Linked DNA regions of Homo sapiens: region 1 is linked to region 2. Evidence: read pairs that join two places in POLR2A ChIA-PET (ENCODE). Cell type or tissue: B cell. All regions are shown on one strand.

The links. ChIA-PET counts read pairs that join two places held together with the same protein. Peaks named below come from ENCODE experiments on the same cell type or tissue, not always from the same donor. Only the 100,000 strongest peaks of a DNase experiment are listed, where the experiment ranks them.
Region 1: POLR2A ChIA-PET joins it to region 2 with 7 read pairs; 2 of 35 experiments call an interaction of 5 or more read pairs at or near these places.

The regions. Positions count from the first base shown.
Region 1 is chr6:107,123,901-107,126,400 of GRCh38, forward strand. No RefSeq gene overlaps it. Among named protein-coding and RNA genes, the nearest start is that of BEND3, 9.6 kb to the left of the region's middle. RefSeq lists enhancers at 1,152-1,241, 1,252-1,331. In B cell, no CTCF peak of the experiment used is centred here; no DNase peak of the experiment used is centred here.
Region 2 is chr6:107,715,352-107,717,851 of GRCh38, forward strand. The region is part of intron 6 of SCML4 (Scm polycomb group protein like 4); the gene reads right to left. Among named protein-coding and RNA genes, the nearest start is that of SCML4, 110 kb to the right of the region's middle. RefSeq lists a silencer at 1,425-1,574. In B cell, no CTCF peak of the experiment used is centred here; a DNase peak (open chromatin) is centred at 1,520; H3K4me3 peaks cover 311 bases; H3K27ac peaks cover 331 bases.

The DNA.
Region 1 (2,500 bases), 590 kb before region 2:
GCAATTCTCCTGCCTCAGCCTCCCCAGTAGCTGGGATTACAGGCATGCACCACCATGCCCGGCTAATTTTGTATTTTTAGTAGAGACGGGGTTTCTCCATGTTGAGGCTGGTCTTGAACTCCTGACCTCAGGTGATCCGCCCGCCTCGGCTTCCCAAAGTGCTGGGATTACAGGCGTGAGCCACTGCGCCCGGCTGTTATCTCTTATGAAGGGCATTAATCCCATCATGAGAGCCCTATCCTTATAATCTCATCGAATCCTAATTACCGCCCAAAGCTGTAACTCCAAATACCATCACACTGGAGAATAGGGGGAACATATGAAGGACACAATCATTTAGTCCATAAAAATAGTGTTTTCAAATTTTGGTTTCCTGTTTGCCCTTGATGACAGGCCTGAGAGAGGTGGAACAGGTCCACCCCATTTTTACACAGATGACAACAATAAATGTCCAGAGAGATTACATGGTTTGTAATTCATTCCTTCATTTAACACATAATTATTGCAAGCTTAAATGCCAGGCACTGGAGGATTCTGCCTTCCCTTTTGTTTATTTTTTTATTTTTAATTTTTTTTTTTGATACGGAATCTCTCTCTGTTGCCCAGGCTGGAGTGCGGTAGCACGATCTTGGCTCACTGCAACCTGGCCTCCCGGGTTCAAGCGATTCTCCTGCCTCAACCTCCTGAGTAGCTGGGACTATAGGCACGTGCCACTGTGCCCGGCTAATTTTTGTATTTTTAGTAGACACAGGGGTTTCACCATGTTGGCCAGACTGGTTTTGAACTCCTGACCTCATGATCTGCCCACCTTGGCCTCCAAAAGTGCTGGGATTACACGTGTGAGACACTGCACCCGGCCTCTGCCTTCCTTTTTTTTTCCCTTAAAGAAAGTGACTACCAGAATGTGACTACAACCTGGGCAACATGGCAAAACACCGTCTCTACAAAAAATACAAGAATTAGCTGGGCGTGGTGGCCTGAGCCTGTAGTCCCAGCTACTGAGGAGGCTGAGGTAAGAGAATCAATTGAGCCTGGGAGGTTGATGCTGCAGTGAGCTGTGATTGTGCCACTGCACTCCAGGCTGGGTGACAGAGCGAGACCCTGTCTCAAAAGAAAACAAGAATGTGACTAATTTAACTTTGCTGCTCCTTGTGGACTTGGCCATTTGCATTCATTTTCCCCTCTCTCCAGCTCTGTTGTCCTGCAGACAGCAGGTGGTGGCAAATGCTGTTGCACTCGTTAGCCGTGCAGTGCAGGAGGTATGAAATCACACAGATGCAGATTTGAATCCTGGCTCCAGCATGTACTAAGTAAGTGACCTTAGGAAACTACAGAAGCTTTTAGTTTCCATTTCCTTATTCACACCACGGGGCAACCCCATCCTACAGGGTAGGTGTATACAAGGCACTTCTGGTTAGTACTGGTACAGTGGCTGTCATAAGGTTAGTTCAGTAAACGGTAGCTCTTATTTTTATTGGTCATACATGAGGCAAGTGAAATGTTGAAATAATTAGCCCAGACACATTAAAACAGTTTTGATTATTTTTTTCTATTCATAGAAGACAAAACAATAAACCAATCCAAAACTATGCTTCTAGTTTAGCAGCAAAAGCACAAAGGTTCACATGAACAGCCTCAATGCTTTCTGGAAGACACCTGTAGAGGACCACTTTACATTCACACCCCACCCAAAAAGTGACACAAATACCGCTCTATAATTCTGAAACATTTCTAAAATGTGATGGTCCTTAAGCCACATTCTCTGCACCCCCTGCCCCGCCCCTTAAGGAAAGGCGCGATGAGTCCCGTCCTTCTCTAGGACAGGTTCTAGTAGCCTCCATCACATGTGCATGTTGGTGGCCCTAGATCCCTGGGCTAAACAACCAGGTCAGTGGACAGCAGAGGCAGTGTGTGCAAGTCTCGGTTCATAGATCTGTGTGTATGAAATAGCTATTTTTATAATTTACTTGCTATTCTGAGTCCTATCCTTTTGGAGTCCTCCCCAACCCCAGGGACTTCCAGGGGCCTCTGCCCTCCGGGCATCTGTCCACTGGGGTTCTTGCAGAGCCATCCATCACTGGCTCACCATGCCCTGCAGGCAGCGGCTCTGCCATGCCCAACCAGGGACAAGGTCATCTCTTTGCAAGGCTGCCTAGAGCAGGGATATGTGATGCAAATGCCTGCAGGGAGCAGGCAAGGAGAGTTCATAAGTGAACCAGGTAGTTTGCCTACTAAATACGTGAGAACGCTCTTCACCTTTACAAAGAAATACGCTAGCTCCATGTTTCTTTCAACATGAGCCATCTTTAGTCTCTCTATTGTTTCCCCATTTATGGGAAAAATCTTGGGTAAAGAGGGACATTCCTCTATTGCCTAGAAAACAGCAGTGCCAGTGTCATGAATGGCAACTAATCTTTGGCCTCAGCATTGGGACACAGCAGGGACTGGTGGACACTGTGACAAGCTAAACCACCCATTTCTTCTCCAATACAGGCAGCCA
Region 2 (2,500 bases):
ATTCTTCTTTTTCTAGCTAAATTGTCTCCATCCCTCACCCAATGCCAGGCCCTATCAAATAAAAATCCAACCACAGGAGGCATTTGGGTTGTAATAGCAATATCAGATTGACTTCGTTTCTTGATTCTGAATCTTGGACCTAGTTGTGGTTGGGAATTCTACAGTGTGTCTTGTTAAATGCCCAAGTCAGGAAGCTTTTGTTATCCAAAACCTCTTTATAGCTCTTGGTGATTATATCTTGGATGAGAGACAAGGAAGAGCTCTCAAACTTTCACCAGAGCATCAGCAGACACCAGGAAAATGTGCCCTGTGAACACATCCCCTTGGAGCCCACTGGCAGCGGAGACAGACGTGATATATCACAACTGCAGGAAGCTAAAGGTAAGTACCGCCAGAGAGAGAAGGCTGAGGAGTTTGTCAAGTCATCAATACCCACCCTTCTGCCTGCAGCCTCATGCAGTTTTCTGGCTTTTGTGGTTTTAAACCATTTTGATTAGTACCATGGGGAAAATGCCATTTCTAAGTCTCTTCCATGGTTTATGACTTGGGTCAAACTCCCTTAAAGAGGTATGGTTTTTTTGATGATAACTGCTTTTTACTTGGGATGGAACTTCAGAGCAATATTGAACAGTCATTTGGGTGGGAGGGTGGGGTGTGGGGGGACCCACAGCAGGCACTAGGCTGACAGCTAGGTGAGAAATGGGTGAGGACGCTGGCGGTTTCTCTCCCACTTTAACATCCTGCCACTCAAGTCAGCATGGTTTTTATCTCCATGGTTTCCAAACATTTTTAGTTGTGCAAATTTTGTTTAAGCAAAGCACATATAGAACCCCACTCTGCAAATGTGAAAAGGCCCTGCTTAAAGAGAGGGAGGGCACCTGGAGTCCTGTCTGCTCTTGTTCCATCTTCTCCATCTCTTAGAACCTTGAAAGCCATCAGGCATGATTTGAAAACCCCTGGGGTTGTTTTGAAAGACAGGCTTTGGAGCCCACTGAAGTCAGATCCTGGCTTAACACTTGATTTACCTTCTCTTGAACCTCTTTTTCTTTATCTTTAAATCAAATATACCAATACCTTTTTATAAATATTAAATCCTAAACATATAACTTATAATAAGTCGGAAACTGTCTGGCCCCCTTGAGTGTAGGTGTTCAATAAATAACAGTCTGATACAGGCCTCAAGCCCCCCTTTGCCAGGGCTGTGGGGGGTTCAAATATGAATAAGAGGCTTCACAAAGCTGAGGGTCTGTTCCTTTCTCTAGGATAGAGTAAGAACTATAGATGAGGAAACAAAGTGCCATGGGAGGAAAAAGGAGGGAGTGAGCATTTCTGATCAGACTTCCCATTGCCTACTCAGCGTTACTTTGCACTTCTTCCTCTGTAATAGCAGCCCTAACTTCCATCTGGAATCATGGTTGCTAGGAATGAAAACCACATTTCCCAGCATCCCTTGCAGCAAGTGGCCATGTGACTACATTTTGGTCAATGAAATGTAAGCAGAAACGGAAACCTCTTTCAGAGACACTGGTGCTATCCTTCCTTCCGTCTTCTCCCCACCCACTTCCTCTGTCTCACTGCTGAGAATGTGCATGGCTGACTGGCTGTTTCTGGTACCTGCGGTTTTATTTAGCACCCTGAGGAAGGCACTGGTTAAAAGGAATCTTTCGGCTGGGCGGGGTGGCTCACGCCTGTGGTCCCAGCACTTTGGGAGGCCGAGGCAGGCAGATCACGAGGTCAGGAGATCGAGACCATCCTGGCTAACACTGTGAAACCCCGTCTCTACTAAAAATACAAAAAAAAAAAAAAAAAAAAAAAAAAAAAAGCCAGGTGTGGTGGCAGGCACCTGTAGTCCCAGCTACTCAGGAGGCTGAGGCAGGAGAATGGCATGAACCCAAGAGGCAGAGCTTGCAGCCTGGGTGACAGAGCGAGACTCTGTCTCAAAAAAAAAAAAAAAAAGGAATCTTCGGAGAATTAAAGTGTTAACAGACCTACAAAGGATGAATAATTTCATTTTTCTTCAGTGTATCACAAAGGCTCAACAGTGAACTTCAACTGATACATCACATAGCAGCTTTTCTCCAAAGAGGTTAGGTGGCTTTGCGATTTTAAACATCCCACAGTCCCGTGGTGGGGGTCCTGCTGATTATGGACAACTGGATTTCAGGGTCTCAGGCAAAGTTCTCTCTAATATTTATTTTTATTTATTTATTTTTTGAGACAGAGTCTAGCTTTGTTGCCCAGGCTGGAGTGCAGTGGCGCAATCTCTGCTCACTGCAACCTCCACCTCCCGGGTTCAAGCGATTCTCTTGCCTCAGCCTCTCAAGTAGCTGGTATTACAGGCGTGCATCACGACACCCAGCTAATCTTTGTATTTTTAGTAGAGACGGGGTTTCACCATGTTGGTCAGGCTGGTCTCAAACTCCTGACCTCAAGTGATCCACCCGCCTTGGCCTCCCAAAGTGGTGGGATTGCAGGCATGAACCATCGTGCCTGGCTGGTT